Regions from separate parts of the Homo sapiens genome. Here region 1 is linked to region 2. A link is a contact called in ENCODE Hi-C or POLR2A ChIA-PET data. All regions are on one chromosome and are shown on one strand. The core of a region is the stretch at or near the end of the contact, and the rest is flanking DNA. Distances in the headings are between cores, read along the strand shown.

Region 1 (6,578 bases), core at 3,926-6,425, 83 kb after region 2:
TTTTCTTTTCTTTTTTCCTTGTTTTCTTTTTCTTTTTTTTTTTTTTTTTTTTTTTGAGACAGTTTTGCTCTTGTTACCCAGGCTGGAGTACAATGGCACAATCTCTGGTCACTGTAACCTCCACCTCCTGGGTTCAAGCCATTATCCAGCCTCAGCCTCCCAAGTAGCTGGGATTACAGGTGCCCGCCACCACACCTGGTTAATTTTTGTATTTTTAGTAGAGATGAGGTTTCACCATGTCGGCCAGGCTGGTCTCGAACTCCTGACCTCAGGTGATCCACCTGCCTCAGCCTCCCAAAGTCCTGGGATTACAGGCGTGAGCCACCGCACTCGGCTAGTACATTTTCTTTAAACAGATTTAGTTTGATATTTGCAATAGAAAAAGCCCTAACCTGTACACTAGGTGATTGAGAGAGAACTAGTTCCTTGGCCCAAATGCTGTGAATAGAGCAGGTGCATTGGTCTTCTAAGACCTTCCATGAGCCAGATGACTCAATAGGACTTGGTCTCCAAGGTCTACAGTAGTGATTTCCAAACCTGGCTGATGAACAACAGCCACAATAAAAATATGAGCAGAGATCCTTACCAAGAAACTGTTCATCATTAGATCTGGTGGGATGGAGGGTAGGCATAATTGGTATTTTTCAAAAGTACCCCTATCATTTATTTATTGCCATACCCCAAAGCTTAGTGGCTTAAAGTAATCATTTTATTTGCTCATAATTCTCAAGGGGCTGTTGATTTGGGTGGGGTGCAGCCAAGAGGTTCTTCTGCTAGCTTTACGTGGAACTCTCATATGGCTGCTGTCAGCTGGCAACTCAGCCAGGTGGCTTCCCTCACTTGTCTGGCAATTGGTATTAGCTGAGGACTACAGAAATCCAGCTCAGACTTGTCCACATGGTGGCAGCATCTAAGAGCAAGAGAGAAGAAGCTGTAAGGGGGGTCTCCTGAGGCCTAAGCGCCTAAATTCCTCACGTGTTATTGGTCAAATCAAGTCACGTGGCCAGTCAGCTTCAAGAACCAGGAAAATTGTTTCCTCTACTCCCTGGGAACAGCTGCAAAGGATGTGCTATGTTTAATCTATTACAGTACCCAAGGTTCCTAAGCTTTAATGCAACAAATTACAAATTTAGTGGCTTGAAACAAGGAAAATTTATTATCTTACAGTTCTGGAAGTCAGAACTCCTAAAATTGAGGTGTAAGCAGAGATTCGTTCCTTCTGGAAGCTCTAGAAGAAAATTTGTTTCCCTGCCTTTTCCAGCTTCTAGAGGCCACCTTCATTCCTTAACTCACGGCCCCCTCCTCCATCTTCAAGACCAACAACAGCATCTTCAAATCTCTTTCCCTCTCTGACCTCTGTTCCATGGTCACATTTCCCTCTCTGACCCTCCTGCTTTCCCCTTCCATCCTTTTTTTTTAGATGGAGTCTCACTCTGTCACCCAGGCTGGAGTGCAGTGGCGTGATCTCTGCTCACTGCAACCTCAGCCTCCTGGGTTCAAGTGATTCTCCTGCCTCAGCCTCCCGAGTAGTTGGGACTACAGGCACACACCACCATGCCCAGCTAATTTTTGTGTTTTTAGTAGAGACGGGGTTTCACCATGTTGGCCAGGGTGGTCTCGAACTCCTGACCTCAGGTGATCCGCCCACTTCGGCCTCCCAAAGTGCTGGGATTACAGGCATGAGTTACTGCACCTGGCCTCCCCTTCCATCTTAAAAGGACTCCTGTGATTACAGTGGGCCCACTCAGATAATCTAGGAAAATCACCCCATCTCAAGATCCTTAACTTCATCACATTTGCTAAGTCCCTTTTTGTCAAGTAAAGTGACATATTTACAGATTCTTGGAATTAGGATGCGGACATCTTTGGGGAACTATCATTCTGCTTACCATCTTCAGAATCTTAAATCAAGAGAAACTATGTCACAGAATTCAAGGGTCCAGTGGTCTAGCCTGGGCTAGCCTGCCAGGCTCAGGGAATACAGGTGGAATACAGGCAGTCGAGGGGCTGAGTTTTTCAACCAAACAGACCAGGGTTTGAATTTCAGTTCATCACTTACTGGCTGGGTGACCTTGGGCAAGTTATTAAACTCTGAGACTGTTTTCTGAAGTGTAGGATGGAGATAATACCTATCTCACGGGACTACTGTGAGTTTTAAATGAGCAAATATGTTAAAGTGCTTCAGATAGTGCTTGGAACATAATAAATACTTAGCAAATGGTAATGATGATTAGAAAGACTCCTGGTTTGGTTTCAAGATTTCAGAAATGAAGCTTCATAGGACCCCTCAGGGCTATAGGTGGAACTGGTCACGCTGACTTAGGAGGAACAAGTGGAAAAAGATGGCAAAAGTTTTGGAAAAGAAAAATAGGTGAAGAGTTTGTGATAATAAGGACAACCTTTAGGGTTTAGGAGACACAGAACTAAGTGTGTCTTAGTTGTAGCTGTACTACAGCACTGCGGGCATGGCTTTTGTTTGCTTTGTTAATAAGGGGCATTTTTCAAATCTTGGTGGAGAGGGGAGGGCATAAGAACAGGAGATGCCTGAGGTATAGAAGAGAGACAGTTTTCTGAGGCTCCAGAAAAATAAGCCATGGCTTTAGTGTTCCAGTGAGCTAGATTTCAGTGTTTCTGAAAAAAATAGCAAGTATACATTTCAGGAACACGGGTCAATTTGAGGTTAACATAGCTTGAGGAAAAAAGTAAGTTTCACTGGTTCTCTCCAGTGATTTTTAAAAAATATTTTCCAATTCTGTGATGCACATGTCACAGTAGGCATTATGGCACATTTTGCTGTACAGAAATGTCAATGAAACTTGTCCAAACTTAACATAACCTACTAACAGCTATTTTATCACAAAATTCCAGGTAAATGTGGCCACGGGGATGTTTTCTTAATCTGTGCATTTGAAACTTTGATCACATTGTGAATGTCCCAGTGGGTTTTTAAGATCCTGGAATAGTTGCATCTTTTTTACTGTTGTTTATTTCCTTAGTCAATGTATTAGAACTTGCAGGTACCTTATTTTGCAGATGTCTTGGAATTGGCTTCAAAGGACAGACATGCATCTTATATGACTTTTGGCTAATTCATGGTGGGTAAATCTGACTTTAACTGCATGGAGAATGATAATGGTGATTTTAAACTACTCTTGAATGAGGCTTTGGAGGGGAAGAAAGGGCATGAATGATGTGGAAGCTGCTTGGGAGCTGGAGGGGACAGGGCAGCGCTCAGCAGGGGTGTGGAGGCTCCTGCCAGATCCCTTATGGGACGTTAACCCCATCATACAGGGGATCTTTGAAGAAACATTGGGTCACTAAGGTCAGAGATTTATGAAGCTCCAGCACCCTCGAGGAGTCCTCTTTCCCTTGACCATGGGAACAATAGGCGAAAGACAAAGGCGGCCTCTGTATTTCCCACCTTAGGAGCAAGAAAGGGAGCAGGAACCCTTCCACTTGGCTCTGGAAGATGTGTCTTAAGCACAGACTGCGGATGCAATCCTCTCACGAGCAGTGATTCAGAATGAGGTAAGAAATCATGTGGGGGCAAGTCTCATTCAACTGTTTAGGGAGGGCAGTAAAGTGGTCTGAGGTGTCTACATAAGTACTGAGAACGGGGATTATTTAATAGAATTTTGCAATCTTAGAGCTGGAAGGGACTTCAACAGTAACCTCGTCCAATCTTTGCGTTGCCATGGAACTCTTTCTTCAAACAAAAGCTTCGTAAGAGCCCAAATACAAACCCCTGTGAAAGCAGAATTGCTCTGGTTGCAAAGTGGGGGAAGGGAGAGACAAAAAGAAAAAGTTTATTTATAAAATAAACTTTAAAAAATCATCATGGAAGAAAACTTTTTTATTTATATGTATATCATAGAAAGGCTAAAGTAACATTGATCACAAAAAATAAAATTCCCCAAACCAATAGATTATTAGTTTATACAGTGAAGATACTTTGGCTCTTTAGGGACATTTTTACTTGGAGTCACGAGAACAGAGAATATGACTTTTAGTCACACGGAAATGAGCCTTGGATGGGAATTTTTAAGATTTATGGGAACTGTGTGCTATGCTGATTTGGGACAATAAGCGTTCTAGTCCCACCAGGTGGCGCCCGCGTTCGGCATTCTGAGAACGTTTGGTGTCTTCTGGACTCCAGAATCTGGACGGTCCGACCGCCTCGTGCTTGGTGGGTTTACAAACTCTGACTGGTTCTTACCACCCATCTAACAGGAAATTTTTTTTTTTTAAAAACAAACCAACCCATAAAACATCTGACCAGATGCCACACTCAAGAAAACACTTGTATTCGGGTGTTTTAACCTCCAACGATGGAAATCTGCTTAACATTGGTGTTTCTGAGGTGTCTTAGCATCAGAAAAGGAAAAAGACACATATACACACATTCTAAGGAAAAAGTCAGGAAGGGCCTTGCAGAGGTAGGTCCTGGTGCGGCAAGAGGACGGTTAGGCGTTAGAAGCTTCTAGTTCAGGCTTTGCCGCTTCATGCTCATGAGGAAGCGCGGCTCCTTTGGCCTCAGTTTCCTGCGCTGCCTTCCCGTCTGTGGCTGACTGTTGCAGGGTAGTCAGACAAAGGCCCAGCTTCTATTCTGCATCCCAGCTAAGTCTGTAAAAGACGAAAGTCGTCGGGTACCTCCGTTACTGAGATCAAATGTTCATAAATGGAAGCATCGTGTCAATAAATGGGTTTATTATTATTGCTTTCTTATGTAACTCACCAACCCCCGGAGGGCCGTCCCCGCGGTGGGAAAGCCTAAAACAATACACATATGTTTTCACTAATTTAAAATTCATATTGAAGCGGGACGTTTTAGAACTTCCAGGACGCAACGTGCTATTAAGGGACCGTGAGGGGCGGGCAGCCCTTCTGAGATCGCGGGCTAACTGCTACTTTCACCCCTCCTTCTCCGGACCCCTCTCTCCGTCTACAGCTCGCGCCAGGGACCCAAACAGCCTAGGCCGCGAGCTCCTCGCCTCCAACCTCCCGCCTCCCGCGCCAGTACTAGCACCCGCTAGGAGCGCCGCGTGGCCTTTACCGGCCACGGGCCCCGCCCCTGTGCGTCAGCCCGTAGCTGCGCCGAGGCGTTTCCCGGGGGCGTGCCGCGGTTGCTAGGCGACCAGACCGCTCCCCCTCCCGCCCCTGGAGCTGCGTCTCCCCACTTCCCAGCCGGGGCCAGTCGGGAGCGAAAGTGCGCTGAGCTGCAGTGTCTGGTCGAGAGTACCCGTGGGAGCGTCGCGCCGCGGAGGCAGCCGTCCCGGCGTAGGTGGCGTGGCCGACCGGACCCCCAACTGGCGCCTCTCCCCGCGCGGGGTCCCGAGCTAGGAGATGGGAGGCACAGCTCGTGGGCCTGGGCGGAAGGATGCGGGGCCGCCTGGGGCCGGGCTCCCGCCCCAGCAGCGGAGGTAACGGCGCCACGGGGTAACGGGCTGGAGGCGCCACAGGGAGCGGCTGGCGCTGGCAAGCGAAGCTTGGGGGTGGGGAGGAGGTAGAGTGAGCCCTCAGTAGGAGGGACGAGGGCAGGGGTCTGACTGCCTCCCCGGGACCGCCCCCACCTCCTCTCTATCAGGGCCCCCTCCCCCCATCCCTGTCTCACCGGGCGCGGGGGACGGGGCTAGAGCGGAGTTAGAGCAAGAAGAATTTCCACCCCTGGATTCCCTCTGAAACCCTAGATCGGGGTATATGTTAAGGGATTACGAAAATCTAGGACTTTTTGTGGGGCTTTTTATTAAAGGGGGGGAGCCCGGGAGCAATACCTTGGAAAGAAGCCCTGTTGCTTAGAGCGGATAACCAACGGCTGAACTCTTGGGGTTTGCTGTGAGGGGTGCGGTCTAGCTTCGAATGTACAGGTTATGGGCTATGCTGGGTACGGCTTTCTCCGGATCCTATTTTGAGAGATTCCCCACCTTGCGTTGTATTTTACACCTAAATGGAGAGAAGAGACCCTTGCTCCCCGCTTTATTTGCATGCAGACTCTTGTTAATTTCCTCTGGCTGTTAGTCACTAGGCAATTTTGCACGTTTTCTTTTTCTTTATATATGTGGACGCCTATCCTGGTTTGTTTTATCAGGCTTATGGCAAAGGGTCAGTCACATCCAGAATATTTGGTTTCTGTTGGTGAAGCCATTCCCTGTTAAAAATATAAATAATTCTATCAGAATGTGAGCATGTTTTTAAAAAGAGCATTCCAAAAATATTTGTAGCGGTTTTTTTCCCTTTATATTTTTATAACACATCTATAAAGAAAACTCTAGAATGAATTTCACAAAACAGTTTTTAAGGTGACCAGAATATTCCAGGATATTTTAAAAGACGTTAAAAAATTATTCCTCTGCAACATCATCATTGTTATATTCATAGTGTATCATGTAAAATGATACAATGAAATGCTGATGTGTGTAACTGGGAAATCCGTGTTCTTGGTAGCAGATGAAATACATTATTCAGGGCCATCTTGTGGATTAAATAAATCCTCTCCGTCTTTTGTGTTCCCTTACAGTGGTGGAGCCACAGTGTTAAAGAACAGAGAAGTGATCCTTAATCATTTAGAATTTTGCCTCCAC
Region 2 (7,188 bases), core at 1,420-3,919:
AATATCTGTGTCAGTTGTGGTCAGTAGTCGAGACAGAGTCTCACTAAGTTGCCCAGGCTGGTCTTGAACTCCTGGCCTCAAGTGATCCTCCCACTTTAGGCTCCCAAAGTCCTGGGATTACAAGCATTAGCCACTGCACCCAGCCCTGTGGAAATATTCCTGAGTTTTGTTCTAGGACCCAGTTAAATTACTTAGAAGTTCGATCCTTTTTAAGGTTTTAAGAGCCTCTTTAAGATTTGTCAGGATTGGAATAGTCCTCAGTCTAGGGCTAATTATTTCCCACCACTAAGGTAAGACTCTCTGTGTACTCTACTCAGTGCCTAATAAATCATGAGGTTTTCTGGTATGGCTTGTAGGAACAGGCACTATTCCTGCCCTGTATGAGGGCAGACACTGTTACCTGTAATCCTTTTGGGCGGTTCTTTCTCTAGCCTTGGGTCATTTCTTCCCATGCACACACCGATCAGTAAGCACGCAGGTGAATACTATAGGGGCCTTTCTGCAGTTCTCTCTCTCTGCAGCTGTCTCCATTCAGTTACTCTGTCCTGTGAACTCGGGCTGCCTTTGTCTCCCTAGACTCGAGCAGCATCTCCTCAGCTTCAGGGGGTTTTCCAGGCTCCACCTTAGTACCCGCTCTGCACCACATCTGGGAGTAAACTGGGAGTAAATCTAGGGATCAACTCATTTGTTTCCTGTGTCTCGGGGATTGCTATTCCTCATTACCTGATAGCCAGTATTTTAAAAACCACTGTTTCATTAGTTGTATCCATTTTTTTGGTTGTTTTAATCAGGAGGATATATCTGAATCCTATTCCCTCATCTTTGCCAGAAGCAGAACTCCCCCAGGCACTGTTCTAATCCTGATTCGTACTAGTTCATTTAATACCCAGCCTTACGCATTGGGTAAATGCCTTGAGGGCAGGGATCCTATCTTTTGCCATTTAGTCTTCCTCATAATGCACTGGGCCTTGCACATAGTAGGTGCTGAAGAAGTCCTTCATTTTATTCGATTTTGAACTTGGATTTGTGGAGGTTTTTTGCATTCAGAATGCTGGTTCTCCCACTTATTATGACACTAGGAAAGTACATAACCTCTCTTAGCTATTACATGGGGACACCAGTGTGGTTGTTGTGGCAACTGTATAAAAGCACTTGTAAACTCCATGGAGCATGAACCTTGTTTGTTTACCAGTGTGTTCCCAGCACCTACCACAAGGAATATATATAATAGGACTGGCAAATAACATAGTTTCCCTTGCCCCTATGGTGTTTTAGAGCCTTCAGCCCAGCAGGCTGCTTGCCCTCTGTAGACACATTATCCTCAAGATAGCTATGGGTGTGAACAATGCTGCTCTCAGCATCTTAAAATATGGTAACGCTCCAAAATGGGGATTTTGTGTTGTACCCTGAGCACACAGGCACAAATCCATGTGCCTGCCCTGCTACCCAGTCCTAAGGCTGCTGACAGCCCCTTTCTGCCATCTTGGAGCAAGTTTAGCGCTCCCAGCTCTAAAATCTGGCTTTCTATAGCTTAATAACTTTATGATCTAGCAATCAATTGATATTGACAGAATCTTTTGTTATTCTGTGGCCACCAGAAATGAGAGGAACTCACCACCTTTAGTTGACATGGCAGGAATGTCAGGAAAGTCAGAAACTAGGGTCCCACATCTAATCTTTCCTGGTAGATGTGAGGGTGGGGAGCAGAATACATTAGACCCCACCTAGTCCCTCAGTCAGTATTTCCTTAGCTTCCAAACCCCAAATTTGGCACTGATTTCTTCTATTCTGACTCCTTCCCTTGATAAGAAGCTAATGGCTGCTCCCAGGGGATTCTAGAGGTGCCAGATGCACACCAGCCCACCTATATCTGCCAAGAGAAGGAGCCAGTCCCCCGCTCCCTCCACGTTACCCTGAGCGGACATCCTTCATTCTTACCCTGGCTAGGCCGTCCCATCTGGGACAGCTTTCTCCATGGCTCCTTCACAGACTCCTGCCACACTTTAGAAGCCAGAAGTGCTGGCCAAAGCTGTCAGTGATTCCTTTGCACTGGACAGCCGCCCTCACAGGAGCCTCTCCAAGGCCTATCTGACCAGCCCCAGATGGGCCCAGCCCACGCCAATGTATTTCTGATTAGGCAGAATGGAAATGCTTCCCAAAAAGGAGGCACCTGAAGTCCTGGCCACAAGGAGGGACAGAGCTCTGGTGCATATTTCTCTAGAAATCCTTAAACCCTGGAGACATTTCTCTGGGCTCTTCACAGCCTATCCCCTTTTACCCTAGAAGCAGTGGGCTTCCTGAGATGACCCCCAGGTGGGCTAGGCTAGCCCTGAGGCGAGAGGCAAGACCCTCCTTGCTAGATGTAGCAGTGCAATAGTTGTTCACATCTCACCCTGGTGACCATGCTGCCCGGGATGTTGGAGGATTGGCCCTGCCCAGAGAGGGGCACATCAGGGAGACGGCTGTTGATCAGAAATAGCTTTTGTCACTCTGTATTCTCACTAGGGAGGAAAATTAGAAGACAGAGCCCTTGGGCCTGACTCAGACCCTGACATGAGTTCTTGAGGGTGTGGACAACTGGGGTAACTCAGCTATCTTCAGTAGGTTCAGTGTCAAGGCCTATCGAAGCTGTTAGCCTGGCAGCCAATCAGAAGTGTGGTGTGGGTTAGCACCGCTGAGAAAGTGACTGTAGGGTGAGTCTAACCTAAATGGTGTGCCACCACTCACCTCTTACAACAGGAAGTCATCTGGGGAGACACCGAGCTCTCTGCTGTACACAGCCATTGAATGCTGAAAATTGCTACCCTAGGGATGGCAGCATCTTAAGATTCAACCCAGATAGGACATCTGGTTAAGGATGCTTCTCAGAGTCAGATGGAAGGTGTGGGAGGTATGGATGATATTGGGGAATATGTGTCAGGAAGTGGGGAGGACATAGGAGGAGGATTTTGACATCAGAGGAGAGAATAGCAAGAGCTAAGCCACAAGAGGGAAGGGTGGCTTCTGGGAATGTGGATCGAATTTTGTGCAGCTGTAATGAGGGTTGCTTGATTGCACCTGGAGATGGGTGTGAACTGTTGGCTGGGTGTGCACCGTGAAGGGTCTTGAAGGACCTGCTCAAGAGTTTGGAATAGGTGGCGGGAGTCGGTGGAGAAAGGACAATTGTAATGGAAAGTTACAGGGGCTCTGGGTTTGAATCTGATTCTACCATTTACTTGCTTGGGCGAGTTTACTCTGAAACTCAGTTCATTCATCTGCAAAATACCTTCTTGCAGGGTTCTGAGGATTAAGTGAGATAATGAAATGTGTAACTTTCATTCAGTAACTTTAGTAGACCGTCTTATTCAATGTTGTTCTCACTAGACTGTATATTATTAGAAGGTAGGGACTGTGTCTTATTCATGCCCAAACTCAGACACTCAGTCTAGTGCTTGCCTGAAGAAAGTGCTCAGTAAGGCTGGGCGCGGTGGCTCACACCTGTAATCCCAGCACTTTGGGAGGCCGAGGCAGGCAGATCACGAGGTCAGGAGATCGAGACCATCCTGGATAACACAGTGAAACCCTGTCTCTACTAAAATACAAAAAATTAGCCGGGTGTGGTGGCGGGCGCCTGTAGTCCCAGCTACTCAGGAGGCAGAGGCAGGAGAATGGCGTGAACCTGGGAGGTGGAGCTTGCAGTGAGATGAGATCGCGCCACTGCACTCCAGCCTGGGTGACAGAGAAAGACACTGTCAAAAAAAACAAAAAACAAGAAAAGGGCTCAGTAAATATTTGCTAAGTGAAAGAAAGAATAAGCAAGTAGAACTTGATACATAGTAATTATTCAATAATTTTTTGTTGAAATCTGAATGGAAGTTGTTATGGTACCATGATCAGATCTTCATCTCAGAAGGGTAACTGTGGCAATAAAAAGGTAGGGGGTTTGGAGGAGGCAGAGATAGAAACATGGGGAACTCTTGGAAGGCTTTGCACTAATCTCAGTTAATGGCACTCATCAAGACAGGAAATACTACGGGAGGAAAAGAAGGAGCAGGTAGCGGACAAGGGAGGGAATAACAAACTCAATCTTGACCCTGTTAAGAGTGAAACTCCAATAGGAAGGGCTGGGTACTCAGTGAGCTGTTACAGGTACCCACCTGGAGATACCTGGGAGAGAAAGAATTATGAGCCCTGAGTCTGTTAGGTGTGGTTGATACCAGTGGCATAGGTGAGACTTACCCCCCAAGGAGAGCAGGGGTACACAGGGGGAGAAGAGAAGACCCCAGGAAGCTGAAAGGAAGACGGGGGCATAGTCAGATGGAGAAAGTGGTTCCTAACTTGTTTGTAATGGACTATAATTTCAGGCATGTGGTTATTATGAGAGTAATCACAGAGGTAAACCATGAGGCCGCAGAGTATAGAGTTCAAGGACTTGGGTTCTGGAGTCAGACCCAGCGGAATTGATATCTGGCTCCACCATTAACTAACAGTGTGGATATGTGCAAGTAACTTCACTTGCCTTAACCTCCTTTTGCTTTCTGTAAAATATAGATAATAACTGTAGCTTCCTCATAGGTTTGTTGTAGGGCTTAAATGAAATTATGAACAAATTATTAGTACAGTGCCTGCACATACTAGCTAACGGTGATTTCAAAATATGTCTCAGGGGTGCGGTGGCACCTTGCCCTGGTTTTCAGCCTCTCTATATGCCACTACATCTGATCATAAGGTCATAAGGCCCTAAATCTGATCTCCACTGCTGCTACCCTTCAACTGGATAGTTGAGGAAACCTGATGTCCATAGTTGCTCAAGATACCATATCAAGCTGGAGTTGGAGCTGGGACTAGAATACAAGCTCCTGACTTCCAGTCCTGTATCACAGCTTTTCTGGTACATGCAGAACTACAGGGTGGATCTTACAAGAGGATCTGGCCACATGACAGGATTGTATCTGAGAAAGGAAAAAAGCTTAAAATAATGTCTTTCATCATCTAACACTTTGAGTTAGGAAAGTGGCCCATTCATCATTTCAATGGGGCTTTCTGAACCCCAGCACGACGCCATGGATTTAGGGCTCTGGCTGCTACAGCTTTAGATCCAGCCTCCTCTTCCTAAGTCCAGGGACAAGAATAGCCAGTTCCCATCCTTTGTGCGATCACATCTCAGGGCCTTAAAGGCTCTTGCTCAGACTCTTCCATGCCCCCTCCCTCTTACCCTGGCCAAGCTATCACTATTATTGATTATTCATAGGGAAGAGGTCCAGAGGTTCAGACAGGGCCATTAGATGCTTCAGGGAGTCCTGTCTTCCTTCCTTTGAGACCCTGGGGCTTCAGTCTGGATTTTTCCTCCTGGAGGCTGGCCAACTTTGGTATATTATATATGATCTTTGTATATTTCTTCTAGTCCTAAAGTCCCTGCCAGCACAGTCTCTGTTTTGCTGACTTCTTACACATGGCTTTCTTCCCAACCTAGATTCACTGACAGCTGGGACAGGGTAGGGAAAGAGACATTAACTAGAAGTCAAGAGGCTTTGAAAGTAATGAGCTGTGATGGAACAAGTTACTTCCCTCAGTTTCCTTATCTATAAAATGGGCATAGTACCTGCTCTTAGGATAAAAGAGTAGCCTGGGGGAAATAATGGATGTTAAAAAGGTTTGAAAGACCCTATTCAGATGTCAGATTTTCATAAGGTTTGGAATGGCAGGGAGCAGTACCCTAAAAGAACACAGTGTCCCTGAGAACTTTCCTAACCAGGTCTGGCATCTGGTGTGCTGCTTCTAAGGAGAGATTCATGCTGACTCCTGGGGTACCTTGGCTTGGTGTTTGAATAGGTTGTTATTAGCTGTATGTGAAGGTTGCATTGCAGAGCTTCCCGGCATGAATCCAAGGACACAGTGTGGCCACAGAGAATCTGGGGCCTGTTTTTTTTTTCTTAAGTATTAGATTCCCACTGAGCAAGGAGGTTCTTTTTATGAAGAAAAGCATGTTTCTTAGCTGGCTGGACAAAGCAGGTGAGCTGTTATTGATGGCCCAAGGATCACAGGAAACCACCTCTCTGGGGGAAACCCCCCAAACAGCCTCTAAAATTTGAAAAAAAGATTGCTCCAGACAAAGCCAGAACCTACTTTCACCCCCATTAATGTGAGATCTTCCCCTGCAAACACCCGGTAGCTCACCCCAGCCCCGGGTGCTGACCGTCTCCCTCCTCTTATCTGCCTGCCAGAGAAGACAGCTACTGGTATTGACAGTTCTCCTGCACCGAGGGCGGCCAGCCGGCTGGGGTGCTGACTCTCAGCTCTCTTGTTTTTGTGCCTGCCAGGCACTCGCAGGCTTCTGGGAAGAAGACTGTGTGGGAGGATGAAGCCAAATTGGGCTGCAGTTTGAAACCTTCCCGAGCACTGACGGATTTGGCTTAGGTGGGAGAGGGAGAGGGTTTCTCATGAAGGTAGCCAGAGCTTAAGATGGAGTTGGCAGCTTGGTGTCCGGGGGGCTGAGTCTAGTCCTCCACCCAGCTTATGTTTCCCCAGGACTGGATTGTTTCAGAACTGTAGGAAAAGCTACACAGATTTGGAGAGAGACCTGATAACCCCTCTCAGCCACAGTCCAGGGCCCTCCGGGGTCCATGAGCCATCAGACTCCATGAACATGGTAGCAAAGCCAGGCCTCTGAAGGCAGTTTCCCTGCCGGGACTCCAGCCCCCACTGTATTTAAAGATGGCAAAGTGCCCACCCAAATAGCCTCATCATTGCTGAGGGTCTGTACATGACAGTGACTGGGGCGTAGGCAGCTGCACACACCAGGGCTGAGTCCCAGCACACGTGTTCTACCTGTGTGACTCCGAGCCTTACTTTTCTCATCTGTACACAGTCTCTGTCTCAAGGCTATTGGAATGAGTCAATGATAGAGTGCACGTAAATCACTTGCACAGAGAGTTGTTCAAACAATGGTAGCTAGAACTGCTATTGATCTATTGTGGGGTAATTGTCTTAACTGCTTTGAAGGATTCAGCCCTATGTGTTCCTTTGTCCAGTCAGATGGGAAAATATAAATGAGCCCTTCTCAATGTTAGGAATGACAAGATCAGGCCAAGACCCCTCTTTCTCAGACTATCCGGAAGATACACAGATGACCTGGACAGTGTCTGCAGGCTCCTGTGTATCCTGAGGCTTCCTGAGGGCCAAGTTCTATGGGTGGGAAGGCAGCTTGCT

What was found. A loop is a pair of places that touch in the nucleus more often than their neighbours do. ChIA-PET counts read pairs that join two places held with the same protein, here RNA polymerase II (POLR2A). Pooled maps may share reads with other maps.
Region 1: a loop to region 2 is called in a pooled map, with 4 times the contacts of the local background. The contact joins the promoter of DYRK3 here to the enhancer-like site in region 2. A Hi-C loop is called at or near these places in 1 of 168 maps with a recorded cell type or tissue (CD4-positive, alpha-beta memory T cell), 4 of 37 single-sample maps with no recorded cell type and 12 of 50 pooled maps. POLR2A ChIA-PET finds 5 or more read pairs at or near these places in 10 of 52 experiments (CD4-positive, alpha-beta T cell, GM12878, H1 and 7 more).

The regions. Positions count from the first base shown.
Region 1 is chr1:206,630,361-206,636,938 of GRCh38, forward strand. DYRK3 (dual specificity tyrosine phosphorylation regulated kinase 3) reads left to right here and starts at 5,176. Exons shown (of 3, transcript NM_003582.4): 1 at 5,176-5,420. The coding sequence starts at 5,344. DYRK3-AS1 (DYRK3 antisense RNA 1) reads right to left here and starts at 5,308. Exons shown (of 2, transcript NR_183645.1): 1 at 5,240-5,308; 2 at 3,836-4,623. RefSeq lists an enhancer at 962-1,031 and silencers at 5,036-5,455, 5,506-5,615.
Region 2 is chr1:206,549,467-206,556,654 of GRCh38, forward strand. All of the region lies in intron 2 of RASSF5 (Ras association domain family member 5), which reads left to right. Among named protein-coding and RNA genes, the nearest start is that of RASSF5, 46 kb to the left of the region's middle. RefSeq lists a silencer at 2,755-2,804. Within about 2 kb of position 2,670, at least 4 of the 41 ENCODE cell types and tissues checked have a DNase peak (open chromatin) inside an H3K27ac peak, as active enhancers do; they include CD4-positive, alpha-beta T cell, where a contact is called at or near this core.